3 separate regions of the Homo sapiens genome follow, and regions 2 and 3 are each linked to region 1. A link is a loop called in an ENCODE intact Hi-C map of the cell type or tissue named here. Cell type or tissue: heart right ventricle. All regions are shown on one strand. Each heading gives the region's core, and the rest is flanking DNA. Links, peaks and the distances in the headings are about the cores only. Region 1 overlaps DGKI (diacylglycerol kinase iota). Region 2 has its middle 56 kb from the start of MTPN. Region 3 holds the start of PTN (pleiotrophin).

Region 1 (10,225 bases), core at 3,242-8,241:
TTTCCACTGTGGTACCACCGCACTAGGAAAAAAGATTAAGAGAAGATAAATAATAATTAAAAATCTATTAAGATATGAAACATTGATGAAAGAAATTGAAAAAGATACAAATAAATGGAAAGACATCTCTTTCTCATGAATTAAAATAATTAATATTGCTAAAATGTTCGTATTTTAAGCAACCTAGAGATTCTACGTAATTCCTATAAAAATACCAAAGACATTCTTCACAGATTAGTAGAAACAATCCTAAAACGTGTATGAAACCACAGAAGACCCTGAATAGCCAAAGCAATCTAGAGCAAAAGAACAAAGCTGGAGCCATCACACTACCTAACCTCAAAATATTTGACAAAGCTACAGTAACCAAATCAGCATGACACTGGCATAAAAACAGACAAATAGAACAATGGAACAGGATAGAGAGCCGGAAAATAAATCTACATGTTTATAGCCAACTGATTTTCAGCAAAAGCTCCAAGAATACATAATAAGGAAAGGACAGTCTTTTCAATAAATAGTGTTGGGAAAAGCATATATCTAAATGCAGAAGAATATAATTAGACTCTTACTGCACACCATGTGCAAAAATCAACTCAAAGTGGATTAAAGACTTAAATGTAAGTCCCCAAACATGAAACTGCTAGAAGAAAACAGAAAAGCTCCACGACATCGGTCTGGGCAATGATTATTTTGGACATGACCTCAAAAGTACAGGCAACAAAAGCGAAAATAGAGAAATGCGATTACCTCAAATTCAAAAGCTTCTACACAGCAAAGGAAACAATCACCAGAGCAAAGAAACAACCTACATAATATGAAGTTTCCTCAAAAAACAAAACAAAAATAGAACTACCATATGATTCAGCAATCATAAGGTAAATATTAAAAGTAAGTATTAAAAGAATGTGAAACCAGCATGCTGAAAAGATAGCTGCATTCCCACATTTATTACAGCACAATTACCAATAGCCAAGATATGGAATCAACCTAAGTGTCCATCAACGTACAAATGGATAAAGAAAATGTGGTATATATACACAATGAAATACTAGTCAGCCATAAAAAAAAGGAAATCCTGTCATTTGCAACAACATCAATGAACCTGAAGGATATTATGTTAAGCTAAATAAGCCAGGTAGAGAAAGACAAATACTGCATGTCTCACTCATGTGGAATCTAAAATGTTGATTTCACAGAAGTAGAGAGTAGAATGGAGGTTACCAGAGGCTGGGGCATTTCGGGGTGAGGGAGATGGGAGACATGCTCTTCAAAGTAGACAAAGTTACAGTTAGATAGGAAGAATAGTTCAGGAGATTTATGGTATAGCATGCTGACTATAGTTAAGGATGATACACTGCATTCTTAAAAAATGCTAAGAGAGTAGATGCTAAGTGCTCTCACAATAAAATTTATAACTATGCATGGTAATGCATACGTTAATTAGCTACATAATTAATGGTTATATATATTTCACATCATGTTGTATACAACACATAATAATTTTATGTCAATTTTAAAATTATTTTTAAAGAACTAGAATAATAGCTGGGCATGGTGGCTCACCCCTGTAATCCCAGCACTTTGGGAGGCCAAGGCGGGCAGATCACCTGAGATCAGGAGTTTGACACCAGCCTGGCCAACATGGTGAAACCCTGTCTCTACTTAAAAAAATACAAAAATTAGCCAAGCGTGGTGGCACGCGCCTATAATCCCAGCTACTTGGGAGGCTAAGGCAGGAGAATCAGTTGAACCCAGGAGGCAGAGGTTGCAGTGAGCCAAGATTGCACCGTTGCACTCCTGCCTGGACAACAAGAGCGAAACTCTGTCTCGAAAAAATAAAAAATTAAAATAATATATAGTTACATATTTTTAATTATATACATATCTTTATATATACACATATATATATATTTTACTTTGGATTTACTCTTCCATGAATCTTGATCTGAATATTTGCTGGTGAAAGTACCCTTCCCAATATTAACCCTGCTTATGAGAATATCCATATTGTCTCTAAAATAAAGACAACTTTTCAAACTAGCATACACAGAGAAACTTGGAAAAAAAGGGAAGCTCTTGGAAAACAAAATGCTATTTTAGATAGAATATTATGTAATTTAACTGGTAAAAATTAAAATATTTTCATACTGAAACCAGCACAGTCATATTATGTATCCAAAAGCAAAAGTCCCTTGAATTTTTAAAGTCACAAACTTCGAAAACAAACAAACAAACAAAAAATAAAACAGGACAAAACAGATATCTGTGTTTGAGGCAGTCAGCTTCAGACAAGTCTCCAGGTTCCCAAGGAAGTAAGTTTGTTCCTCTGGAACGGAGTGTTGTCATGGCAGTCTGAATATATGAAATTACCCAACTAAACACAGCTATAATATCTTGGAATGAATCATTTTATTAGATTAATATATAGAGATATCACAAATCAGGGAACAAGACATTCAGCACATATTGGCTAGTGGCTGCTGCATTACAGACAGCACTCTATCTAAACTCAAGCATCTCTAAGAAACTCAAAGATACTTTTTTTAGATTGCCTTCAATCCACAAATTTTCCTTCAAAGCCTTTTATCTTTCTAGTAGATCGATTACAAGGCTTAAGGGCACTGAAAAATGTGCCCAGTTTTCTACCAGCAAAAGAGCAATACATAAAAGCAAATGAGTATTATATTTGGGAAGGCAAAGGACTTTATAAAGTATTGCACCTCTTATGATGTTTTATCGTTTTTAGTCAATAAACCTGGAAATGAAATAATGGGTGTCACGACTATTTCAGTCTTTATATCTGGTATAATATACTTTACAATAGGTTTTAGATATGTGCATTTTCTTGGTAAGCTCCATGAAATGATCAAAACTTACAAGCTGATCCTAATACAATATCCTTTTCATTTCAATAACACTGTCCAGTTTTCTTTCTTTTTATTTTTTTAGACTCTATGCATATTTTGCTTTATTTATTTTTTTTCATCATCTCATGGCTTTAATTTAAAAGCACCCATGGCCTTCCTACTTGGCCCTTCCTCAGAATGGCTACATCATTTCCTTCTTTGGAGATAGGATGTCAATAGATTATCCATTAGTCTTTCCTAAAGAACAGAGGATAGATTAGATAAATATTGGGGATGCCTCTATATGGGACTCTTACTTTCTGTAAAGAAACATCTACAAATGAATGTCTATCTCTATTCCGTGTCCCCAACACATATACCTTCTACTCAGCACTGCTAAACCATCACCTGGTGGGGAGTTGGCCAAGGGATGGGGCCACCACATAGAGATGGGCTTAAGATAAACATGCAGGACAGGTGTGACAGCAGAGTTTAAATAGGCACAAGAGCATAGATTCATATTCTGAAAACACTCAGCAGTGGGATTCCCCAGGACCACAGACTATGGATGGAGTAGAAGAGGTGGGAGACACTCATCCAATTCACGGGCCTGACTGAAATAGCCAAGGCCCCTTCATTTTCTGGCTACCATCCTGCAATAAGAAAAGGAAACAAAGCGGGAATGCTGGGCAAGCTAGACACCGTGCTCCTTCTACACCCTACACAGCACACTACAAATAAGTACACCACTCCTTATTGTGAAGTTCTTGTTGGGGAACAAAGCAGCACACGTATGTCCACACACTGAAAACAACTCACTATATGCGTATTTTATTCAATTTCCCTTTCATGCCTGTCTTTCCTCTTTACTGTCTAGCTTTGGGGATGAGAACCACAGCAAAAAGACCACTTTCTATAAACATCAGGTGATGATCCATCCTACTTAGGAAGGGAAAGAGAAGCTCTTAATGTCAGCTCTGAATGTTCTTTCTCTGTCGTTTCAGTCATTTACTTGTATTTCTTTTCCCCTCTCCTGACCACAGCCCTGAGAGTTTCCTGGACTTTCTCATTTACCTTTGTCACAGTTGGGTGGAATCCAGTCTTTCCTGGATAGAACAGCCTCCCATCATGTGCTCACACCTTTTTCCTATGGTGAACATGTAAGAATGTTCATGCCTGGTCAGCATTCCCCAGGTTCCACTTTCCTCCCTGCTTCTTGAGCCATGATGCTTGTCCTCTGTTACACTCCTACGTAGTCCCGAATGAAAACCGATTTCCCAGTTGGGCATTCTCTCCAGGCACATTTCAACGGTCTGCATCACAACTGCAGAAACCTCATCTTTTTCTTCTGTTTTACCGTGAAGTGGTGATGCTACACAAATTCCATCTATTTCCTAAAACTGTTGGTAGACAAGAATCTTCATTCAAATCAAGTGAGCAAAGGTATGATTTACTGTGCTGTGAAAGCATGGCTGCAGATTATCATCTCTGTGCAATAGCTTTCTTCCCTTGAGCATCTCTCAAGGGTGCATTGCCTATCCTGGAGAACTAGTTTGCCAGGCCTATGACATCATTTGGAGGACCCAAGGGAGAAAGAATGAGACCATGGATCTGTGTGACATCTTCACCATTATCACTCTAGCCCCAAAGCATCTCTAATTAGGTAAAATAGGACCAGAAATCCCACAGCACTGCAAATCTCCATCGACTACATAATCCTCTCTTTGTTTGCTTTTGGTCCTTCTAATTGTGAATATTTCTCTTAAAACAGTGAACAAAGCACATACAGTAAAAGAGAGCAGGCGAGAATGAGAGTGAGAGATGAAAGTTACAGCAAACACACAGAGTGGCATTGAAATGAGAGAAAGACAAACACATTCTCTATTCAAGTGGTCACAAACCCATTCAGGGAATGCCAAGCAGCCTCAAAGGTAACATTCATGACCAACAGAGGGAAGGGGTGCAGAAAGAGCAAAATGAAAGGAAGAAGACAGAGATGAGCATTTGTGTGGAGGGAAGGAAATCATTTCCAGCATGTAAATAATAAAGGCTGCTTGGTGAGTTCCTCATTTGATACAAATTTCTACCAATTCCCTTTATTATCATAATTTCCCAGTCTTTAAGACTCACCTACCCAAATATATGCCTTGATGACCCCCATGTGAGCTGGGCTTGAAATATCTTGTTTTTTTTTTTTTTAAATAGATTCCTATATTTAGATATATTTGGCTTTTAGAAAATAGCACTGTTCAGGTTGGGGAGATATTGGTCAAAGGACGTATAATTACAGTTCAGCAGACTAAGTTCAAGAGATCCATTGTACAACATGGTGACTTTGGTTAATGATGATATAATATATTCTTAAAAAATGCACAGAGAGTGCATATTAAGTGTCCTCACCACAAAAATAACTGTGTGATGTAATGCATTCATTGATCAGCCAGGTTTAGCCATTCAACAATGTATACGTACTTCAAAAAATCATGTTGTACACAATAAATATATGCAATTAGTCAATTAAAAAGTCTAAAAACTAATTTTAAAAAAACGCTGTTTTACCTTTAGCATTTACAATTCCATACTTTCTGTATACCCTCCTCAGTTTGCTGAGTCGCCTGAATGTCTTTCGAGTATAAAATTTTACTGCCACCTACTGTTAACTTTTAAGAACTGCAACAAAATGAGGGCAAAGCAGTTTGAAATGTGAGAGATTGAGGAAGAATGGGCGACAGTGGACACAGAAAAGAAATAGATAAAATAAAGAGATGAAGTTGGAGAAAATAATACTTCACAAGCTTATTTATCCTGACGATGTAGCCATCACATTTTAGCATTCTGTAGACAAAATGAAAAAAGAAATAATTAAACCCAGCACAGTTGTGAAGCAATAAAGGATGGGTGGCTTGCCTTTAGAAATCAGTCTCTGCAATATAGTTGCCAGCCCACTTTCTAAAAAAAAGGGTGAAGAAATAGAAAAGGCACATTATTCTAAAATCCAGACAACGGAGACATACCCGGAGAGCCAGGAGGAAGGACCCTTTAGGAAAAGCCAAGCTGCCAGCTTTATCCTAGTGACTCTGGGAACCCCGGCCAACAGCTTCTGTTGAGACATAATCCATCTGGATTTTGTAAATGTGGACTTCTTTTTTTTCTTTTTAAGCATAAGTTGAAACATGAGGGAGCTCTGGATTGTGAAGGCAAGTCACATGAGAGCCACGTTTAGTCTTAGCACGTGGGGCTTATAAGCAAGGCACCTCACTTATCTCGTGATCCCGGATATGCAATATCTCCCTGTGGTAATTGAGTAAGGGCTCAGCCACAGCTACTTATTTTTAGGAAATCCAAATAAGGACTTCTGATCCCAGTTTTAGAAAATGGGAGACAAAACTAGGCGGGGTTGGAAGCTGGTTTGGCACCTCTGAAGATAACTGTAACATACCCCAGCAGCTTTCTGACAACATCTCCTCCCACCCCACCCTTCTCAGGAGAGGGTGGGAACAGAATCTAAACATTGTCTGCTTCCTCCTGACTCTAATGTGTCTAAGGACAAGAGAGTTTCTCAGTTATAGATCAGTTCGAGGAGCTCTGTGAAAAAAAATATAATGAATGCAGATAAATCATAGTAATATTGAAAACAAGAAATTAAAATGGGCTCGACAGACTGTGAGAATAATTCAGTGACTCCAGTGTTAGATATTAAGAACTGCTATGTACTTAACTCTATTCCAAGAGCTGTGGGAGGTACTTAACTTAAAACATTCCATTCCCACCTTTAAGGAGCTTGTAAGGGAGTCATGGAGTAAGACCAGCATCTCACAGAGTATTGGAGAAAACTGTTGGAGGATTGTTGTTCTTATGTGTGATGCCTGGCACAATCATCCAGAAAAGTTAAAAAAAAAAGGGGGGGGGGCGGGGAATGTGGTCTCCATCTCCCTGAATTCCAAATAAGTAGTGCTAGCATGGTGTGGAGATATCTCTTGTTCTGATCTTCTTAGAGTAGGGGGTTCAGAGGGCCCCAGAAGTACCGCAGAGAAGTCCCATGCCCGATATGACTCCCCAGCCACCACCATTTCCAGTGATAATATGACATCCCTCTCACATTCCTCAACTCCACACTGAACATGGTAAGTGATTACTGCTCCACATCCCAGCAACTTGAGATTTGCAAGCGAATTTTTTTGAAAATATTTCAAAATGATCACTCTTTCACACTTTAGATCTGTTTAATCAAATTATTCACCTAAGACAGACACACTGAGAAAACAAGAGTGTTGGTGGAAGTTGGAGAATGCAGCCGGGGACCAACAGTTTATTTTGGAGGTGAATGCCTGGGAAACAATTCTTCCTTGCCACTCTACCTACCACTGTGCTCACCAACAGTGCCTACAACTTCCTATACCGACCATACTTACCTTTTACTTTCTCGCTTGTGAAATACCAACATTTCTCCAAGTCAGGCATTCAGGTGTGTCTTTATTATTTTGATCTGTGAATTCCCTGGATCCAGCATACTTATATTCAAATTTGAAATATATAAATGGAACCCACAGCCTAACAAAAATGGTCAACATTTTACATATTATTTTGTTATCACTATTATTTTGTTATAATTTGATAAGTACTGGGTTTAGTATAGCAATATAAATAGACACGTATTTATTTTGGTTTGACAAAGCACCTTTTCTATCAAGGGATGTTCTATGAATGGAACATCCTTCTATTCATCCCAAAAGCCTGCCTTGTTGGATGCCTACCATTTTAGGTATGGTGCAAAGTGCTATGGAGACAGAGGGAGAAATGCACAGTTTGGTCATCCAAGGAACTCACATGCTTTAAAGAGGGATCCAATCAATACTGCCTCACATTCACAGTATTCCTGAAGTGTGAATAAATATGGCTGCCAGCTTTTACAAATGTAAAAAGAGAGCCACTTAACACTAATATTTCCTCATACTCTAATCATTGGCAAAACTTGGAACTCATGGCAATGAAGGGCGAGAATTTCCTGGGATTATTTCAAATAAAATGGATGTTTAACATTAAAGTAAGTTTGTTTGTTTTTCTTTCAATGTCAGTCAAAATAAGATCTGGTACACAGGGAACTCTGTTCTAACTCTTCCACTAACTGAACTTGGAAAGGTAAATTTAAATCCATTTCCTCCGAGTGGTTTAGGGCCTCCATATGCATAACTGATTGAGGAACAATTCTAAAAATAACAAAGGCAAATCTCTTATTAAATATTTCACACACCCATAGGAATAGAGTGTTATTATGTGCTTGCCAAATAGAGTAATTCACCAAGTCATTTCAAACTCAAGGTAAGTCAAGAAGAAAAAGAAGAAGGAAGACATATGTCAGCTATCCTGTATTTTTCCAGCTGGAATGAGTATCCGGGGTGAGCAAGATTGAGCCCAGTCAAAGGTAAGCAGGGATGTCAAAGGTAGGTAGAAACGGGACCCAACTATCTCAGTGAAACAGATGCCAGGAGCCATCTTTATCCTGACAGCACTGATTTCATCTCTAAGATATATTTCAGCAAAACCTGCATCCCACTAAGAAGATTAATTTTCTCCCGCTTATCTGATTGTGAAGCTGAAAGAATATTTCCAAAATCAAAATCGCTGTCCAACAGTCTGTCTTCCTGTTGAGAACCTGAAACTTTCACAATAAGCACAATTACCCTTTTTATTAGGTTCAGGCCATAACCTAATGTTCCCAGAAGAAACTGAATAAAGAAAATAGTTGAGGACCAGAGGGGAATGATGTTGTTTCTCCCATAATCAGCTTAGAACATCTGAGTTTTCAGAACACAGGAGGTCTCCGGGCTTTATCTTCTCGATATAGTGATTCAGAATTGCAATTGCAGACTATACTAAAAAGGCCAGTTTTTCAGTTTAAAGTATTATTAGGTATCTTGGTATCTCCAAATAATTTCTCGGTTGTCCAAATTTCCTTGAGCACACATAGCATATGGAGAGGTTGAACTACCATTGAATGTTTTCCATTATTTGAGAGATATTTCTGGTTTACACAATGAGGAAGGACAAATACTTATCTGTTCACATGTAAAAAATGAAGAAAATACACATAGAACACTTAATAAGCCTATTTTTTTTCTTTGAGGCTGACATTTTCGTTAATTCTTTAAATATTCATCATTTCTAGGGTCAAAAAAGTTAAATCTAAAAAAAAAAGCAGCAAATTATATTTCCTCTTGTTTCCAGAACACTCTATGCATATATCCATAATAGCACTTATTAGAAGGAACTTTAATAATTGGTTTAATATTTCCCCTTTAAATATAAGCTCTTCAAGGGCAATAATTATTTCTTCTTTAGTTGTATATCTTCAGTGCCTGACTTCAGTCACTGAAGGTGCCCAATACTGATTTGTTCAATACACGATTGACTGAATTGTTTACCCTATTTCTTAGGGTAATCACAATGAAATCACAAATCAGACCTCACACATTATAGTTAAACATTTGATAGCATTATCTTTCCTTGAAGACAGAAATCCTCTGCCAATCATAAAAACCCATTAGCCTTGTGCAGCTGATCGGGTACCAGATACCTGCCTAGACACAATTATCTGGATTGAATATCTACCCTCGGTGTGGTTCACTACACTGTTTCCCCTGTGTCTTAGTCTAGTGGCAAGATATTATTTGTGTGACAGTCCATTTTAGTTCTTTCAGGACTAGGACTTGGGGACATTGAGAAAAAGTACAACTCTTTCAGTCATTTGGGGGTTTCTTACGAACTACAAAATCTAAGAACCGGAAAAAGGTTACTCTGATTCAGAAACAAAAGCAGTGTCTCCTAGACCCTTTACCTGCCTGCTCTTAACCCACCTGACTCAGAGGTGAGTCAGTCCTTTTCTCAAAGAAAACTTAAGAAGAATATATCAGAGTTTTCATTCCATGCCTATTTTCTTTTCTCATAGATCCTCAAGTGGCAAAATTCTTCCTTACAACTCAAATAGATTTGGTCTGCTAAAATTTAAGTAAATTCCCTCTCTATTAATCTTCTGCCAAATGAAATATAGTCTTGTCACTAATCGTGGTGGTACAATTAATGATAAGAGCAAATACATTTCCAGAATCATGTCATTTTAAATAGAACTTCCTTGGACACTGAAAAAAAATTTTTTTAACTTAAAGAAAAAATCATTATGGTCCCAGCAGTAATAATGTCAGTCAACCACTTCTCACCAATTCATTTCAAAATTGGTTCTTAAATATTTGTTATTATGTTCACAGGTTTTGCAGACACTATACACATTGCGTATCCTACTTTGGAATTACAGTCTTTCCTATAGGATCTGCATATAAGTAGGTATGTGTATATCTTTCTTTAAAATTATAATGCTTCTA
Region 2 (10,225 bases), core at 2,920-7,919, 1.4 Mb before region 1:
TACCTTCTGCCCTGATCCCTCATCAGAACTCCATTCTTGCAGATCCAGCTGCCTACTTGACATTTCCACCTGAGTGTCTCACAGATATGGCAAAATTTATAAGTTCAAAATGCATTGTTAACACTTCCCACAAATCTCAATCTCAGCAAATGGCCTCACAATCCTCTTGGCTACTCCAAGAATCCCAGGAATGATATTTGATTCCTTCCTTTCTCTTCTTGCACAAGTCTCATCTATCAGAAGATTATGTTTGTTGTATTTCTTAAATATGCCCTAATCTCCCTTTTTTTGAACTCCATTGCTACCATTTATTCCAGATCAATATCTTTTAGTCTTCCCACACTAATTTATTCTTCTCATATTATTAAAGGTAATGTGCTTAAAACAGAAATTGTATGAGGTCACCCCCAGGCCTGCTTAAAACTCTCCAGGGACTTGCCATTGTACCTAGAACAAGGTCTGAGGTTTAAACCATCATCTCTAGGATTTGCATAATCTCATCCCTTCTTCAATCATATGTCTTAACTTTCTTTTCCCTAGTGGATGGACTTCATCCATTCTTCTTTTTCCTTTCTCAAAAATTCCATGCTCTGTCTTGTTTCATAGTCTTTGAACATGTTCTTTTCTCATCTGTAGAATCTTTTTCTCATTCTATGTATGTCTACAGCTCTTCTTAACAATCTTTGTCTTAGCTTAAGTAACACTTCTTTAGAAAGATCTTCCTTGACTATTCTAAACTTAAGAATCTTGTTTGTCTCCACAATAGCATTAAACATAACATATAACCATTTAAACCATTTTATTTATTTGAATTTTGCCTCCTTATCTTGTTCTCTTTCAAATTGCAAACTCCCTGATGTTAGGGATGTCTTTTCTACCTCTAGCACCTATTACAGTGCCTGGCTCAATTTGCTTTATAAAGGAATAAGACACATGAAGAAATTAGTTTATATAAAAGCAGTAGGTCAGCGATCTTTTCCTTTCTGTACTAGGCTATACTGTGATCATTTGAGTAGAATGGAAAGCAGTGATAAAATTTTCTTGAAGGAAATAGTTGGGTATATCTGGCTCCCTGAGTTTTGCAATTGCTAAACTTTTGTTTATTTTTCTCCCCGTGAATATGGATGGGAGGTAGAAGGTTAATTACTATGACATTTTTTTTCTAATATATCTCAAACCTAGGTGTTAAAACAAGCATGTGTTGGCTTTTAGTCATTGTTTGTTTCAGAGGGCACATTACTATTTTGTGCCTCTGGGTATAAGGCATTTCTCTTCTTTCTGAGTTCTCTGTTTTTAATTATTATTATTCTTTGGTTTTACAAAGTGTGATATTCACCCCATGTATAATGCTCTTTCTGGACACTTTAATTCATGGAAGAACATTTTCTCCAATGATTTTTAGGGAAAAACAGTAGTTATGCTAAGATTATCTAACAGCAGGGGTTCCTAATTTTATCTTAAGTCATAGATTCCCTTGAGTGTCTAGTCCAAGCTATGTAATAATTGCATTGAAAAATGCATCTACACACACAAACATGTTTTGGGTACATGTTAATGAACTGGCTAAAGCCCATTCATGAGCCCTACACACTTAAGAACCATTATTCTGCAATGCTCATACACACCTTGGGGAATTCCCTTATTCTCCACCCATGAATTTGACAAACCAAACATTTTTGATGGAGGGGGCACATTTAGGTCCAGAGCATGAGAATTCAGTTCCCCTTACCCCTCAAAATAAGAGCTGAAGGTCTTCCTCCACCCTGAGATTGTCTAGTCTTAATAGTTATGTTATATAATACCTTCCATCATTGAAGTGCTCTCTTTTTTTTTGGTGATAACCAAATATTTTTGTATGAGGTATTTGGTTATCACCAAAAAATGTTTATTTCTTCAAAGAACTCATGATACCATTAGGAAGGTAAGACAGATGGAAACAGTTTATTAATCTACACACTGAATTCCTTGCTCTAGATGACATCAAAATAAGTAAGACCTATTTTTGTACTTAAAACACATATGATCTGCTTAGAGGGATGTTGGAAATAGACAAATGGCATTGACACAAAGGTAAATAAAATAAGGGTTGGAAGAGTCATTTGAAACTGGTGAGACAGGTAGGTTTGATGATAAAGGGAGAGGGTGAGGGTGGCAGATTGGACCTCTATGCCTGCTCTCTGTTAAGTTTCCCAGGAGCTCCATGGGGGCCTAGGCTAGCAGCAGACAGAATGTCTGTATTTGTAGCACTGCCAAAATCGAAAGACCTATGAGATCCTTGAATACAGGGTTTGAGCCTTACTCGTGTTTAAAAAGTTTCTTTAGGGTATGGCTCAGTATTTGCCAAACAGGAGCTGCTAATAAATGTTGGTTGCATAGAGTTTGAAACAAAACAAACAAAACAAAACAAAATAGCACCCCTTGCCAAAATGACAACAACAACCAACAAAGAAACATAAAAGCCTATTGACACACACTGTAGTCATAAATGCTAACCAAGGAGTTACTTAGGTCTTGGCCACTAGGATTTGACTGCCTAATACAGACACGCTGTGGTACACATGGGAAATGCTTTGTACATACCGTGGTCCTCCTTAGTGAGCCTACTATGTCTTTGTGGAGAAATAATCCAATTCATTTCAGAAAACAGTGTAAAGAGGAGAATCTCTAATTGGTTATTTCTGTGTATGACTTTTTGTTTTGTTTAATTTCCTATTTGGTACATGACAATTTGGCTGATAATCATCTGAAAAATGTTGAGTTGCTTGTGAGCTGTTATAAATTACTTCTTTATACACAGCCCATCTTTTATTATAATATAGAGATATAATACTTAGATATAGCTGCTTTTATTTGTTCTTTGCCATAACATTTGCTAGTAATTTTTTTTCATTATTGGCAATGCTTACATAATGACATACTAATACCTACAGGAATGAATCACAGTTCATCTCGCAGATTTATGGCATGCCTACAGAAAAAGTACCTTATGATGCAAACCTGAAAGTTTAAATAATCTCCTGAAAGTTCCACAATCAGGTAAGCAAGCAAATGTGGTTTAGAGGTCAAAAGAAAAAATGAATCAGTTTAAACTCTTTTCTTCTTTATATCAATAATGAAACAAGAAGGATTGGGAAATGCTGTTAGCAAGCAGATAAATCATTTCTTCATAGCACAGTCGAAATAGAAAGCTTCCACTTGTGGGAGGGTTCATGTATACCTTTTGCACGTAAGCTCTCTCTTCTTCCTACACTTGGGCTAGCAACAAGAGTGCGGTTCTGCAGATCTGCTTGGATTCTAGGCAGAGTTTTTCAAAGCATCCCCTTTGCTTTTCAGCCACTTACATTTGTCATGGTCCTTGGTTGTGTTGGCCAGTTTTCTCCCATTCATAGCTATCCTTAGAGTTCAGTAAGACCTTAGCAAGTATTTTGGTAGGAGGAGGGAGACTATGTGGTTATGACTTTATTTTTCTTTTCTTCCTTTCTTTTTATCCCCCCGCATGCCTATTCTCCACCTTTCTGGTCCCTCTTTGTGTGTCTTTATCCTTGTTTCTCTCTTTCTGTCTTCTACCTGGCTCTCTGTATCTGTGCCCATGTCTCTGTCTCTTTTCTTCTTTTACTTGCCTCTCACTCCTCACATATTTATTATGCATTACCATATGCCAGGCACTGAGTTAGGGGTTGGGGATGATAAAGATGATATAAAAGATGGTTATGCTTTCCAGAGTTCCCAGTGTAATGGTGCAGGTGTTGAGAGGAGGGAAAGACGTGAAAAAAGTGAGGGCCTGTAATCCCAGCACTTTGGGAGGCTAAGGCAGAAGGATCACTTGAGCCCAGGAGTTTGAGACCAGCTTAGGCAACATAGGGAGACCCCATCTCTACCAAAACCAAAACCAAAACCAAAACAGAAACCAGAAAAAAAAATTAGCTGGATGTGGCGGCATGCACCTGTGGTCCCAGCTACTAGGGAGGCTGAGGTGGAAGGACCGCTTGAACCCAGGAGGTTGAGGCTGCTGAGCCGTGATTGTGCCACTGCACTCCAGCCTGAATGACAGAGCAGGACTCTCTCTCTCTCTGTCTCTCTCTCTCTCTCACACACACACACACACACACACACACACACACACACTAATAGAGTTATAAATGAGATGCTATAGTAAGACAAAGAAGTATTTAACTCTGAAAAGATCAGGGTGAGTTAAAATCTGAAATAAGTCCTGAAGGATAAGCAGGCATTTTCCACATGAACAATCGTGGCCCCAACAGAGGCCATTCCATGGGTGGTGGTGTGTACGAAGGTCTGGAGGCGAGAAAATGCAAACATTATGGAAATGGCAAACAGAGCACCTATATTTAGTCCACTCACAACCAAAAATAAAGGGTAGATCACAGAGCAATAGTGTCTACAAATGGAATAGTAATTTTTACCTACGTACCTACATAAGTCCTGTGCAACTGGCGCATTTTTGGTTTGTTTTTGTTTTTCTACCAATAATCACCCTCAAATGCATGTAATGTAGCTGTGTTAGGAGGTGATTCTCCTCCACGGTCTGAATTATTGGCATTAGGCTGAGAGGATCCCCTTTATTCCTCTAACCAAAAAGATTTATGCTGAGTCTTTCCTAAACCGAAAGTATAATAGAAGCCAAATGTTGGGGACTTGAGGGCAACCTATACACTACTCCACTTTCTTTCCACCTAGTTCTGAACCAATTATGAGAGAGATAATGAGTAAGGCAGATGAAATTCCAAATAGCCCCTTTATTAGTAATAAAGGCTAGTTTGGAGAATGTGGGTCAGGCATATGGCAATAATAATTTCCTGGCTCCTTTCTCCAATTTGGGGAGACTCACCTACCTAGGTAGGGCTAGAAAACCATGGACATCTCTGCAATCCTGATGAAACAGAGCATCAGACCAGAGGTGTCTGCCAGCAAGCAGAGAAATGGGAAAATAAGGCTGAAGAATGCCTGCTTTGTTTCTTTTCCAAACTCACTCATCATATAGATCATTCCACTTACCATGGAATAAAATAAGTGAGTGCGTGGGGAGAGGTCATGTGTGTTATATTGATGATGTCCCATGGAAACTTGAAGAGAGGTAAAAGAAGGTTCCCATCACCAACTCCTTGACTAATATGTATCACCCCTTTTCCCCATTGCAGGAGGTTGACATTTGGGTGAGAGTGTGTGAGAAATGTCTTTTCAATAAAAATGTGAGCATTTTAATTCGAATCCCTGGCATGAACTAGTAGGACAAGCAGAGATACCTTTTGTAAACACAGTTTGTAGCTGAGCTCTTTCTTAAAGTAGAGGCATAGCAAGTTGACCTCTGAAGAACCTTCTGGATGTGTGGCTCTGGAGTACTCTATTAAAATGAGTAGATTGAGAAACACTAATGTTATAGTTCAGAAAGCAGGAGAGACCCAGGCCTTTAGAAGCTATCTAGAATTGAGCAGGAGATTGGAGATGTGCGGCAGTCTGACCTTTTGAGTAGGCTTTAAATTTGAAAAGCAGGCTGTCAGATTGTTACTGAAACTTTGTTTAGTACATAGTGTTCCGGTAACATTTAACTGCACTTTATCAAGCTCACTCGTCTCATCTCCAGCTCCCAGGGACTCTTTGCTTTCCCTCTGATGTAGATTCTGCTGGGGTGCTGTGTTCTTTCAAGATAAGACAGCTGCTCTACTCTAGCTTAGAGATGACTGCATTTTAGTGTCCTTGATTTTCTTAAACAGTTGAAACAAGATTTACAATTTAATTAGCAAGGAGCTGTAATCTGTCAGAGTACCATGCCTTTAATAGCTGCAGAGGCATGCCTGTAGGGGCAAGGGGACTGTAGCTTTTCCAGTGAAGTCCTACTTAAGTCCAGAAAATTTACTGTGACCCGTCACATTGCTTTTCTGCTTCTATGGCTTTGTCTCCTTTTGTCCCTGCTGTTGCTGTTGGATGCTCCCCCAGTTTTTTCTCCTTGTTCCTTGGCTGCTCGCCCCGAGGTTACCCTGATTCCACTTTCCCTTAATGACAATACATCTTTAAAGTTGTAGAGCATACCAGTCATTTGGGGTGGGAGGTGAGGGGACGGTCTTCTTTAAAATGCAGATTCCTGGGCTGTACCTCCAAGATGCTGACTTGTTAGGTCTGTGATGTGGTCCAGGAATCTCACTTTGACCTAGCACCCCTAGAGATTCTGAGGCAAGGTCGTCCAACAACCTAACTTTGAAAAACCCTGCCAAGTACGATGCTCTAGTGTCCTGCTTATGCTCTCTTCAGTATGTGACCTTGGTCCACCTCTCATCTTAGTCCTCACTACTGTCATTTAGGTGCTAAAAACCGGAAGGGCCTTGGCTTCTGTAGCTTGAGAAGCTTGAGATAAGACATATTCTAGGCTGTATGTTGAGGAAGAGAATCAAATTGGTGAGGTGTTTTGAGATTAAAGGGACAGGCTGATGACACTGTTAGCATGCACTTTCCATAAAGCTGGAGGTCTCTGGTAGAGTTCAGCTCTGTTCAGTTTAATAGCCAGTTACCCCCAGTCTCTGTGCTTCATGCTGGTGGCCCAGCTCTCTAGGAGCATAGGGTTTTAAGCAGGTCCCTGTTAGAGCCCAGTTTTTCCTCCCCAAAAAGCCTATTAAGAAGTTGGTTGCCAGCTGGGCGCAGTGGCTCACGCCTGTAATCCCAGCACTTTGGGAAGCTGAGGCGGGCAGATCACCTGAGGTCAGGAGTTCGAGACCAACCTGACCAACATAGAGAAACCCCATCTCTACTAAAAATACAAAAATTAGCTGGGCATGGTGGCGCATGCCTGTAATCCCAGCTACCCGGGAGGCTGAGGCAGGAGAATCGCTTGAACCCGGGAGGCGGAGGTTGTGGTGAGCTGAGATTGCGCCATTGCACTCCAGCCTGGGCAACATGAGCGAAACTCCCTCTAAAAAAAAAAAAAAAAAAAGAAGAAGAAGAAGTTAGTTGCCTTCAATGTATGTGCTATTTGTAATGTGATTTCTTTTCTTCTTGTTTTTGTTTTGAGTAGTAGTTGGGAATGTGGTCTACATTTCTTTGTATTTATTTTTAAAATTCTTTCGAACTTTTAGTTTTAGCATGGACATGTGTGCAGGTTTGTTGCATGGGTAATTGCACGTTATGGAGGTTTGGTGTACAGATTATTTTGTTACCCAGGTAATGAGCATAGTACCTGATGGGTAGTTTCTCAGTCCTCTCCCTCCTCCCATTCTCCACCCTCAAGTTGGCCCCAGTGTCTAATCCCTTTTTTGTGTCCATGTGTACTCAATGTTTAGCTCCCACTTAGAAGTGAGAACATTATATTTGGTTTTCTGTTCTTGCGTTAATTTGCTTAGGATAATGTCCTCCAACTCTATCCCTGTTGCTGCAGAGGACATGATTTTGTTCTTTTTTATGACCATGTAGTTATTCCATGTTGTAAGTGTACAACAGTTTCTTTATCTGATCCACCGCCGATGAGTACCTAGGTTGATTCCATGTCTTTGCTATTATGAATAGCACTGTGATGGACATATGTGTGCATGTGCAGACCTTACTTTGAGGCATCCTATGGACAATGTGCATCTCTTTAGGGATATTTGTCCAGGAATAAGGAACCCCTGAAACTTCAGCAGTTGGGGAGAATAATGAACAGTCACTCCAAGGGACCTTATTTACCTCTTGTTAGGATGTTAATCATGGGACTTCTGAATTTCTAGAACCATTTGTAATTTTATTTCCTTCCTTTATGAGAATTGTTTAATTTTTTTATTTTTAAACTATTCCTATACTACATAGTTCTTCTAGACTATTCTTTTACCTAATATCATCTATTCATTTTCATCATTTTAATACTCATAGTTTACTATTTTTTAAATTATCTTTTTGTTTATGATGTCTATTTATCCTGCTTCATTTTTTACCACTCTATCGTTCCTGTTCACTTTTTGAGTTTTAATTTTGTCTATATATTGTGATCATTTTGGAGCTATGACATTTTGCAAAGAGTGAAGTTGAATTTGTGGGGGATCCTTTGCATTTTTGTTTGGTATATGTATTAGTCCATGTTCACGCTGCTGATAAAGATACCCAAGACTGGGCAGTTTACAAAAGAAAGAGATTTAATAAACTTACAATTCCATGTGGCTGGGGAGGCTTCACAATCATGACGGAAGGTGAAGGGCATGTCTCACATGGTAGCAGACAAGAGAAGAGAGCTTGAGCAGGAAGACTCCCATTCTTTAAAACCATCAGATCTCGTGAGACTTAATCACCATCACAAAAACAGCACAATAAAGACCTGTCCCTATGATTCAATTACCTCCTACCGGGTCCCTTCTACAACACGTGGGAATTCAAGATGAGATTTGGGTGGGGATATAGTCAAACAATATCAGTAAAGGAAAATTACTTTCAAGTTAGGTTTGTTGCACTAGTTTTTATGACTTGCTTTGTCATCATCTCTGTTCCCTATTTATATTTTCTTTGTAAGCAGCATGTTTCACTCGAGTAGTTTGAAATCTAAACTGTTTACTCTCTGCCTCCTCAGGGAGGTTTTATGAGAAGTTAGCTCTGTTTAGGTGGTGTTGGCATGGTACCAGCATGTCAACTTTTCTTGGTACGGACTGGACTGCAAGGTGATGTGACTAGAAGGCCAGTAACTTAAAATTCCTGAAATTGTTGCTTTTATTTAAAAAAGAGTTGTTGTGCCTCAGTGAAAGGCAGTCTGTATGAAATATTAAAAATTATTATTGCTAGTTATTTACGGTAGGTGGAGAATGTTGGTTATCTTCCCAGCTGCCCTTTAGAAAAAGCTTTATAGTAAGCTTCATGGTATAACCTTTGTGTCATAGATTGAAATGACCTGGATTCATTTTTAAGATAGTTTCACTTAAAGTAGTGTGTGCCCTATCCAAAGACCTAAGAAAAATCAATTCCCATGCTACCCAAATGTTGATATCAATTTTCTCACTTGCTAAGATATGCTGGCTGTAGTTTAGTAAAAGGATCCTGTTTTCAAGCAAACAACAACAACAAACCCGAAGAATAAATAGTTGAAAGTTTCCTAAAATCTCTTACAAGCATTCCTCGCTAACTCTGAGAATCCTGAGGGCAAGTTCAGTATACTTAGAGGTTACTTGAGCCCTCAGCCCTGGCTGGGAATCCTGTCAGCTGTATCAGCTTCTGTGGTGCCATCAGCTGCTTTTGCTATTTACAGGTCTTTTGTCATCCATGAGTCACTTTTTAGTCCACGTCTGTTCTTCCTGGCTTGGTGAAGCCTCTAGACTGCCTTTATCTTCTATGTCTGAAATAAAATAGAAAACTGCATTTCAAAGATAAGTACTTATTTAATCACTATGTTAGTCTGTTCTTACATTGCTGTAAAGAAACACCTGAGGCTGGGCAATTTATAAAGAAAAGAGGTTTAATTAACTCATAGTTCTGCAGGCAGTACGGGAAACATGGCCCCAGCATCTGCTCATGGTGAGGCCTCAGGAAGCTTCCAATCATGGTGGGAGGCAAAGTGGGAGCAGGCAGTGTAACATGGTGAGAGTGGGAGTGCATGCATGAGAGGGGAGAGGTTCTACACTCTTTTTTTTTTTTTTTGAGACGGAGTCTCACTGTCACCCAGGCTGGAGTGCAGTGGCGCGATCTCGGCTCACTGCAAGCTCTGCCTGCCGGGTTCATGCCGTTCTCCTGCCTCAGCCTCCCGAGTAGCTGGGACTACAGGTGTCTGCCACCACGCCCGGCTAATTTTTTGTATTTTTAGTAGAGACGGGCTTTCACTGTCTACACTCTTAAACAGCCAGATCTCATGTGAACTCAGCAAAAGAAGTCACTCACTATCACAAGGATAGCACCAAGCAATTCAGGCAGCATCTGCCCCCATGACCCAACCACCTCCCACCAGGCCCCAGCTCCAACATTGGAGATTACATGTCATGTCTGCTTTTTTTTTTTTTTTTTTTGAGACAGAGTTGTTGCCCAGGCTAGAGTGCAGTGGCTCAATCTCAGCTCACTGCAACCTCCGCCTCCCCGGTTCAAGCGATTCTCCTGCCTCAGCCTCCGGAGTAGCTGGAATTACAGGCACCCGCCACCACTCCTGGCTCATTTTTGTATTTTTAGTGGAGACAGGGTTTCACCATGTTGGCCAGGCTGGTCTCAAACTCCTGACCTCAAATAATCTGCCCTCCTTGGCCTCCCAAAGTGCTGGGATTATAGGCCTGAGCCA
Region 3 (10,225 bases), core at 5,067-10,066, 110 kb before region 1:
CCCTGGGTGACTGGTATGAACATGAAAGTTTGAGAAGCACAGTTATCCAGCTATCATGTAAATGAACTGCTGTTAGCCAATTACTAAGGCTTATATTTAGTGAGAATAACCAATTAAAAAATGTGACATGTAGCTTTTAAGACACTTCAGAAGGAAATATAACATAATCTGAGGTAAAAGAAAGCATGCCTGTTTCAGTTCAGCCTCATTTAAGATGTCTTCTCGCTTTTTTTTTTTTTTTTTAGTATGACTCATTTCTTTTTCTTCATTCCTGTCGCACATCTTACCTCCTCCTCACTTTGTGAGTCAAACTTACCTTCAAGCAACTTAGGCAATCTCTGTGTGTCCTGAGAAAATGACAATGACAATAGCAGGATTGGGAAACCAGAAAGGCAGAACTTGCCCCACTGACTTTATTAAGTTCAGTTCATGTTCAGTATAACAGTTTAGAGCTTACAGATGTTGCGTCGTGACCATTGACATTTACCACCAACCTATGAGGTTGGCAAAACAAGTAACATCATCATCATTTCCCACTTAGAGCTAAAAAACCTAAGATTTCAGAAGATTCAGTGGCACATCCAGCAGCCCATACCAAACAACAGGCGGACTGTGGTGAGATGCTGGTTCCTGACTCCAAACCTTAACTCCTTCCCTGGACTGAAGCCTCTATCAGCAGGGGTCAGAGAGAATGTGGTTATGAGCATCACTAAGGTCAGCAATAAAGTGCCTGTCTCTTGGATTGGGAGTCTTCTGTATGCAAAATGCTCTCCTATACCTTATGGGAAGGGATAAGGTCAAAGAGTCTGCATCGGAGACTTTGCCTGCCCAACCCCCAGGCCTTGAGCATGATCACATGCTCCGTATGTTTTCTTCCAGAAGAAAGGATTTTCAATCTGCATTTAGAGAGAAGGAAGAAAATGGTATGAGCATGTGGAGGGGCGAGGCCTTTCAAGAAGCATGGAATTCCACCTAGGATTTTGCTTGTATGTTTGTTGCAGATGCCAAGTGGGCATGAGAAAGAAAAGCAATTCAGGAGGGGGAAGAAGTGAGGACTTGCATCTGGTGCTGCTTCACCATGATCATCATTTTCACCATCCTGCTCAAACACTCCCAGCAATCAGACTCTATGTTCAGTACTTCACATTGATTTTCTCAATTACTACTCAGACGTCAATCCTGGAAGGTAGGTATGTGCTCCCATGTTAGAGATGAAAACACTGAAGTAAGAAAGACCACAATATTTGCTCACGGTCACAGAGCTACTAAGAAGTGCAGTGGTTTATACCTCAGTATTTTGGACCTTGGAGCTCAAATATTGAGCGATTAAGGCTACTGTTTCTAATGTTTCATCCGTATCCACATGCCCTGTCGTATGTCCAGGGTCCTTGATTCCACCTCTTAAATCAGAACTGCTGAAGATGGGCTCCAGGCAGCTGGAACCTACACATGACGCTAGTTAATCTGATAAACATTGAAGACAGGGAACTGCTGCTGTAGGTTATTTGACCTCTAACTGTACATACATTGGATTTGGGGTTTGACATGAGAGACAAATGGGAGATAAAATCTATTTATTAGCCTAAGAAAGAGATGGCATTATATTACAGAGGAATAAACTCAAACTAGGAATTTTAAGACTTTTGTTTTCATATCTGTATGTCATTGAATATGGCCCCCTTAACTTCTCTAAGCCTGCATTTCTGTATCAATTTTTTAAAAATCCCACTCAATCTACCTGAGTAGAGTTACAAAAATATGATGAAAAAATAAATGTGAAACATTTTTAAAAACAGGCCTTATAGCTACATAGAAGTTATAATGAAAATAATGCTTCAAATTACTAGCTTTGTCACTTTGAATAATATGGTTTGTTAAAGAAGAGGTAAGTAAGGTTTTCTCCATTCTGGAGGTAGTCTTGAATCGGCAACTATGAAAAGTTTAAAATTATCAAGGTGAAATATGATTAGGAAGACACTGTAGAGAACCAGCAAGCCTATATGACATTTGTAATGAAGGGAGTGAAGGAAAGAGAGTGGGAGAAGTTTCTGGAGGTTCAAAGTTGAGAATGGGAATGCTTGGGCTTAAACAGGAAATTGGCACCAGGTTGTTTGGTAAGGCAAGGGGATTAGGCATAGAACACAGATGGTCAAGGTGGGTGGAACAACATGGGCAAAGAGAATGAATGGCATTTAGAGCTGCCTATTTTCTCACTCATTTGCCATCTTCAATGGTTCTATGCTAAATATGCTAGGGTTCTTGAGAGAATGAGAGACAGCCCTTGCCTTAATAGGGTGCACAGGTTGGATGGGGTGGGGCTGGTGTCAAATGGTGAGAAAGGAGGAGCTGAAGTCACTATAAGGGGTGATGGGGAGACTTCGAAGACAAGGGAAGAAATATAGCTCCACCTAGAGGGGGCATTTGCCTTGGAAAACCTTTGGTGCCTTCAATTTCCGACTCAAGATTTCACCCAAATTCCACAGCTGAAGTACAAGGATTTGCCTTCTTTCCCTTCATGTATATGTTTTCATTAAAGGACACTCTTCTCTTCTGGTATAAATTTTCCTGAAAAGGACATCTACAGGGAGTGCCATGTCTTAAAAATTATATTGATTCTAAATAAACTCAGTCTGAATTCTTAAGTTGTCACTTCCAATAATTTGTTTCTGCTACGTTATGTGGCAAATGTGAAATGAAAACACGAAGGAATCAGGAGTTCAATTTCCCTTCCAGAATAAACAGCATTAAAGGAACAAACAGACATAATGCTTTTGAAATAGACGTTGCGTACCATTTAGCCTTTTGTGAGCTCCACTTTCCTTTTTCTCATAAAAATGTGATCCCTTTGTCATTGGAACTGCTTAGGGCAACAATTGTACATATCTTCCTCTAACCTGTGTTGTAGTAATTAGTGTTTTAATGTTCTTACATATATATTGAGTAGATCATTAGCTGCTTGAAGACATATTTATTTGTCCTGTTTCCCTCATCACACTACCTACCATATAGTATGTCAGTCACTATGCGTAAAAGTCTGGTAGGGATAAAAATAAAATAACAGGAAGTCCTTTACTTCAATCTCCTCCTCCAAATAGAATTGTGCCTGAATGATTTCCTTCAGTATTCATTGAAAAAATATTAAAAATGTGAGTCCAGAGCTCATTAGAGAGAATCTTCCTTCAATTCTCTTCAGATCTGAGAATTTTCCTTGTGAAGGAGTTAAAGCTCAAAGAAGAGTTGTGACAATACTAAAGCATTTGGAGAGGAGAGAGGAAGGCGGGAAACTGAAATATTTGGAAATAAATGTACACATTTGGAAGACAAGAAAAAAAAAAGCAAAACAAAACATGAAAAAAGGAGTGCCCAAAGAAATTAGGAAAACATTAAGACAATAACATATCAAGGAGGTTACAGTATGAGATAATCATAAAATGTTGGGATTAGCAATCTGTGACTTTTAAAGCATCTTTTCCAGAGATGGGTGAGGGTATAATGGATTTTAATTGAGATCTCCTTTAAATACATTTCTAATAAAGAATTTCACAAGTTCACACCACGTACCAAACACAAAGTATTAGATATTGTGAAACCATAGAGATAGACACCATGTTCTATTTCTTAAACATGCTACATTGTCCAGCACAATGTAGTATTAGGCATCCAACATACGTACAATAAATATTGTTAAATTGGCTGGCCACAGGAGCAAGAAAAATTGTATTGTTGGAGTAGGACCCCGAGACGATGTGATGGACATGAGTAACTCCAGCTGCGCCTCTACATTGATGTTGGGAAACTGAGAAGAGAATGAGGTCAACATTGCAGTGATGAAAATGTTGCCTGACCCTTAGGCAGGGTCTTGAATCAAAAAAAAAAAAAAAAATGGGGGAAAAATGCCATTGAATCAGTAGAGAGGGCACTGGTGTTGAAAACATCAGCTAGGAAGGTCCAAGCTTCCAAGAATGCCAACATATGGGCAGGCATTCCTGGTACATCCGTACATAGAGAAATGTATGCCATCATAGCAAGAGGGAATTGGGCAAGACGTTCTGGGACCTGTTGGGTGGGAAATAGTGGCAACCAAATTAATGGAGAAATGAGAGAAAAGAAGGAGAAATAGGTAAATGTAAAAGCAGGAAGAAAAGGGAGCAAAGGGTTAGAGACAGAATGCTATTTGTGTTTTAAAATTATGTTTTAGCTTTTGCTAAGAGCAATTCTTAGAATTAAGAGCCCAATTATCAGTTACTATGAGTCACTTTTTTCAAGATTAATATACAGCGCTTGATTTTTTGTTACACTATGTGTGAAGTTGAAAAAAATCTAAGACTTCTATTTTTAGAAAACTGGATATGATTTTTTTCTGTTTGAGATATCACTTTATCTCAACCCACTCTGAAAAAATGGTTCAATAAATAAAGCCTAGAAAAATGAATTAAATTTTATCCCTAAAAATATCTCAAACATGAAGGAGTCATTGTATTCCTTGTCCACCCTGAAGAAATAGAGATTTGTGGTGAATGTGATCTACATAATTAAGTCCACAATATTCCCATATTTATAATACCCTCTGATAGTGTTCCATCATAGCTACCCTTTTAAGATACTGTTTTAATTTCTTATTTACTAAATGCCAAAATAGAAAGAAAAAGAGGTTTGTTATATTTTACAATCTAGAAATATTGTAATGACACCATGAAAACTATGCCGCACACTAGACTGGCTTGAAGTGGATGGAAAAATAGCCCAGTGGGTGGAAACTTGAATTGTCCATAAACATCAGAAGGAAAAACAACTTTCCACGAGGCCATGGCCCAAATTCCACTTAAGCCAATTGACTCTGGATGGAAAAAAGCAAGCCCAGCTCATAAAAAGAAGGTTCATATCTGAGTATCATCTTACTTCGCCTCCCACAGCAGTGACATGACCTTGTGCCAGAAGGAGGCAAAAACTCTTCGACTATTCATTTAGAACAGAAGCCAGAGCTAAAAACATTCCTCACCCTTATGGAGAAGCCCAACTCAACATCACTAGCAAAGCTATGGAACAAAGGCCATTGGAGAGCTCCCACTCAGCCTCATGCTCCAGAGAAAAGCACATCTCAAACTGGGCTGAGGTGCACTCAGGTGTGGAGGATGTTTGCACTCATCACATTGGGTGGTCTCAGTCTGGACACCTCCTTCCTGAGAGAAGTCAAGAACAACTCCCCATATCATTATGCCGCCATATTAAAAAGCATAATTCTTTAGAGAACTGGAATTTGTATTCTGAATTCTGACTTCAGGCCCTCAATCTATTGTTAATTTATCACACCATTTTCAACGAGCCGGGTAAACTCGATTTTGTGGGAAATTTTTGAATAGTAATTAAAAACACCACATGACAAATAGGAATATGGTCAGAATTCATGTGAGAATGCCATGTAAGTGAGAAAGCAAAAATATCTTCAAAGGAAAAATAAAATATTTAAAGTTAAAATATTTGATATCTAAGATTGATTTTACTAAAAAAAGTGATTCAACTATCTGGGGATCTTATTTCTCTCTGTTGTTTTCAACAACTAGGCTTTTATGAAATTTTAAACCAGGCCATTGGCTTGACTGAAATTTTTTTAAAAAATGAAAATGCTCATTAAAAAGAAATGTAGATCTTGTTATGTGTTGCTATATGTGAAGCCCAAATAAGGCATATGGAAAATATCAATAAATTAATACGTTTATTAAACCAAATCTCATGATCTCATGGAAAGGGGTCTAAAAAAACAGAGAATTATATATAATACATATAATACATTAGACTATAAATATAGTTAGGTATACCTTATTACTCTAATTATCTATAATATCTCATTTAAAGTCAGATAATTAAAAAGTCATGTATCTAATAGTACTTTTATTTATCTCAAGCTCTAGCTTTGAGAACATAATGCATTTGCATCCAGAAGCAAACAGCTGGAACACAGCACCTAATGCTGTTATATGTGGCTTCAGGTGGGAGTTCCTTATAGTGGCTTTTCACTAAATGCAGAAAAAGATGTCCTAAAGGGAACCAGTGAGCAGTGGCAGAAAAAAGATCACCTTCTATTTATTTAAAGTACAATTAGAGAACTTAAGGCCCAAGTTTCTTAAAGCACAAAAGGATGGCATTAGAGTTTTTTTTAAATAATATAATTTTTTAAAATCTCATCTTCTAATTTAAATGAAAAAGTACAAATATTGCCAGTCTGAAATAACTCATGTCCCAAAGGAAGAAAAAAATATTCATTCTAATTTCCTCTGAATTTAACTGGACTATATTTTTTAAACGACTTGGCCTTTAAAGTGCATAATTTACTTAAAAGGAAACATAATGAAGATGGAAAATACAGCTTTATTTTCTGTGTTGGGAGACTTCTCTTTTGTTTCATTGTCATTAACTTTCAATATTTCTACATATCAATGCATTCCCGGATAATTAAGGGGCTAAAATGGGCCCTGCTGTTTCATCAATTCCACATTTGCCTAGGATCATAAAATGTTTCATTATGTTATTAGTCCAGAGCTCTTTTTGGTGATTTCTAAATCTCCTCCCAGACCCCTCTCTCTAGCACACACACACGCACATGCACACGCACACACACACATCACCCCTTTCTCAAGCTGCTAAAGCAAAATGCCTGATAACTCTTAAAATGAGAGATGCTCAAGGACCGCAGCTTTAATATTTTCTCCTCTTAGCACCCCTACCCCTCCTATTTTCTGAATGTGTCCCCAAACTTACAAAGCAGCTCTTAACAGACACAAGGGTGAGTTAACACTAGAGTGTATATAAACTGCATGTGTGTGTTCCTGTGTGTGTGTGTGTGTGTGTTGTGTCACATTATGTCATGGAGAAAGGGGTGTGTGTGTATGGAGAGGAGAGAGGAGGTTTCACTTTCCATCTATTAAGAAAGGAGTTGAATACATTCCTCTCAAAAAATGTTTTCTTAACTTATTAGAAACAACAACTCAGAAACTCTAAATATCTAGTAAATTAGTAACAAATATATCCTAAATTTATGTGGGTCAAATTAAAAGTTTAAGGGTCTATGTACTGGGCAGTTCTTTAAATTTGCATTCAAATGAGAGATGGGACTCCAGGTGTGTCTTCTAAACTTTGGACCTAACCATTTCTGGAACCATTCCTGGGCTGTCAGGTGGGAAGACGGGTGCCAGTAGTTCCGTGAGAGACGTTTCATGTCAGCTAGCACTGGGAGGAACAAGCCCCCACAGCTTACCTAGAAATGCCAGCTAAGAGTCATGGGCTGACAGGCTCTGGGGCAATCAGAGAATCAGAGAGAGGCTGGGAAAATGAGAGCTGCTTGTTCAGGCTGCCTTACTTTCTTTGCACCTACCCAGCCAGAGACACACCTACTAAAGCTCCAGGTTTTACAAAAAGCAAAGATGCACTCTCCAGCCCACCCTGTCTTGCTCTCCAGCTGGTAGCTGGAACACGGTCCAAATACATGCTTAACATCACAAAAACTTCTTTCCTTTCACTTACCTAAGCACACCCGAACTAACCTAACCTGAAACCCCAAAAATATGCCTCCCTTGGCCTCTGGAGCAAGTCAGTTTTGAAAGCAGTCCTATCAGCAAAGACACCAGGCAGCCTCTCTCACCCCTACCACCATCATCTGCTGGCACCCAGAAAAGTGGCACAGGGTGAAGGCAAACTCGATCGAAGAGCCCTCCGAGAAATCGTACGTTCCTCTCACTTACTTTGAGTTGGAAACGTCCTCTCTGGCGCTCAGTCTGCCTTTGTTGCAAGGGGCGAGGTTGCTACCGCTGAGTCCAGGTACCCGGCTCGCTGCAGCTCCTGCTTGGGCCGCTGCTGCTCTCCCCGCCTTCTGGACGGATGACTCACTGGTCTCTTTCTTCCCCTCTCTCCACTTTGGATTTTCCTCTGCTCTGGGGCTCTCTTGGCGGGATTTTTGGACTGGAAGGCGGGGAACCTGATCCTGCCTTTGACTCAATTACGCCCTGACAGGGAGGGAACGGAAGGGAAATGGAGAATGGGAGGGATGAGAGGAGCGGGCCAGGAGGACGAAGGCTGGGCGAGGGAGGGAGAGCGCTTTGCACTCGAGAGCTGATTGGGAAGCTTATTAAAAGCAGAATACTCCAGGGGCAGTCTCTCCCTGCGGAGCAAGAAAACGGATTTGAACCAAGAGGCCATGAGATGGTACCTTGTTTTGTTTTTAGCAGAGACGAAACACAACATTTCTTTTCCAAACTCCACCCATGATCTATTCTTCAGATGAGTGCAAAGCCACTTTGCCAAATAGGATATTTTAAATGGACAATTGATGGCATTTTAGGTTACATTTTTGGCCCCCCACAATCCTTTAATGATATTCAGAATGGAAAAGCACTCTCTTCAAACCAGCCTCTTCTTCCACCCACGAAAGCCCTCTCTAAACACAGAGACAGTAAGGTGTCAGTCACATCTCACCTGCAAAGCACAAAATGTACAAAGTACTTTTTCTCAATTGTCACAAAGAGTGACAGACGTCTCAAAGTTCCCAATTAAGTGCTACTTACCTTTAGGGAGAGCTCTTTCCTTTTTTGGTTTCCTTGGTGCCTTTAGCAACCTATTTAGTAACATGCCTTTGACACCCAAGAATTTAGAGGATTCGTCAAAGTAGCTCAAACTCTGAGGTTTGTAAAACTTGGAGGCTGGGCTTTGCGTCTCTGGAATTGTCATTTCATTCAATACAGGAAAGACGCTAAGGCAATGCATAGGTAAATATTTATGATAAAGATGAGATAAAAGTATTGTGTAAAAGGATTAAGATGTATTATACAAATTCACCCAAACATTTTCGAAATGTAAATTTCGAGATTTTCTGCCACTTATCAGCTTTTCCTGCTCCGTGGCTAGCTCCTTTTACCTACTTTTACCTTTACTGGTCAGCTTATCATTTGATGGCGTCCTTCCCAAATTGGTTGTAAAATAGACCACATTTTTCATAATTCTGAGGTTACATCCCTTCATTTCAATTTGACAAATATTTATTAAGCAATTTGTTTACTTAGAACTATCCTTAAATCCCCAAATTAGAAGCATTGTCTTGTGGCAAGTAGTTTTTAGGGACTTGGGGCTCTTCTATTGACAGCTACCTGTAGAAATGTCCCTTGGAGAAGTTGACTGGAGCCAGACGTGGCTCTACAAACTCAATCAAGCAGTCAATCAAGCTTTTCAAAAGGAAAGGCATCAGAGATGCACTTACACACCTACAATTTATCCCCCTTCCCAAACTCTTCATATACATACCACATACAATTCTCAAATGAAATAACTAAATAAGGAAGCTGTGTTCCTTTCTCCTACACACAGGCTTCAGGTTACCTGTTTTCCTTTTGTGATTCCACTTCTGTGTGAAGCAAGCAGTGCTTGTTTTAATCAGATTTCACCTGTATAAAGTGTGGAGAAACGCACATTAGCATTTTTTTTTGGCATTTTTCCCAGTCCCTTTACCAAAAAAGATATCTCAGCATTCTATTAACACTCCATAGGGGCAAAGTTTCTAAGGCATTGAACAAAGAGCTATCCATTTTCTTTCTGTTCTTCAGCTTTATGTTAACATATACAAATGTAACATACAGCTAGCTACCAGTTAGGTGAACAATGCTGGCTTGATTGAGGTGTTCTCTATAGGGCTGATAAAGTAAGCATGAGATTCCCATGATTTCTACTCAATTACATATGTTACACCAAAAATATCACCCTTTATTCAGATGGGTATATACTAAAATTGTATACATCAGTGATTATCAATTGGGAGCAGTTTTGCCCTCCAGGAAAAGGGAATAATGTCTGGAGGTAGTCTTGGTTGTCGCAACTTGGTGGAAGGGGTTGCTCTGGATCTAGTGGGTAGAAGCCGGGGATGCTGTAAAACATCATACAATGCATAGGACAGCCTTTGTTACCAGAAAGCGGTCCCGGTCCAGACCCCAAGAGAGGGTTCTTGGATCTCAGTTGCAAGAAAGAATTCAGGGCAAGTTCATAGAGTAAAGTGAAAGCAAGTTAATTAGAGAGGTAAAGGAATAAAGAATAGCTAGCTACTCCATAGGCAAAGCAGCCCCAGTGGCTTCTGGCTGTCCATCTGTTTGGTCATTTCCTGATTGTATGCTAAACAAGGGGTAGGTTATTCATGAATTTTCCTGGAAAGGGGTTGGCAGCTCCCGGAACTGAGGGTTCTTCCCCTTTT

The links. Peaks named below come from ENCODE experiments on the same cell type or tissue, not always from the same donor. Only the 100,000 strongest peaks of a DNase experiment are listed, where the experiment ranks them.
Region 2: a loop joins it to region 1, with 6 times the contacts of the local background. A loop is called at or near these places in 2 of 110 quality-filtered maps.
Region 3: it touches region 1 in a loop (2.9-fold over the local background); 8 of 110 quality-filtered maps call a loop at or near these places.

Annotation. Positions count from the first base shown.
Region 1 is chr7:137,448,891-137,459,115 of GRCh38, forward strand. The region is part of intron 27 of DGKI (diacylglycerol kinase iota); the gene reads right to left. Among named protein-coding and RNA genes, the nearest start is that of PTN, 110 kb to the left of the region's middle. In heart right ventricle, for the core only: CTCF peaks have their summits at 5,500 (motif pointing left) and 5,704; no DNase peak of the experiment used is centred there; H3K27ac peaks cover 1,307 bases.
Region 2 is chr7:136,027,998-136,038,222 of GRCh38, forward strand. It overlaps a transcript of LOC105375523 not described here. Among named protein-coding and RNA genes, the nearest start is that of MTPN, 56 kb to the left of the region's middle. In heart right ventricle, for the core only: no CTCF peak of the experiment used is centred there; a DNase peak (open chromatin) is centred at 5,984; H3K27ac peaks cover 2,165 bases.
Region 3 is chr7:137,335,703-137,345,927 of GRCh38, forward strand. It overlaps PTN (pleiotrophin), which reads right to left and starts at 8,031. Exons shown (of 5, transcript NM_002825.7): 1 at 7,737-8,031. RefSeq lists promoters at 7,825-9,989, 7,825-8,570 and a cis regulatory region at 8,574-8,583. In heart right ventricle, for the core only: no CTCF peak of the experiment used is centred there; a DNase peak (open chromatin) is centred at 7,939; H3K4me3 peaks cover 2,228 bases; H3K27me3 peaks cover 802 bases.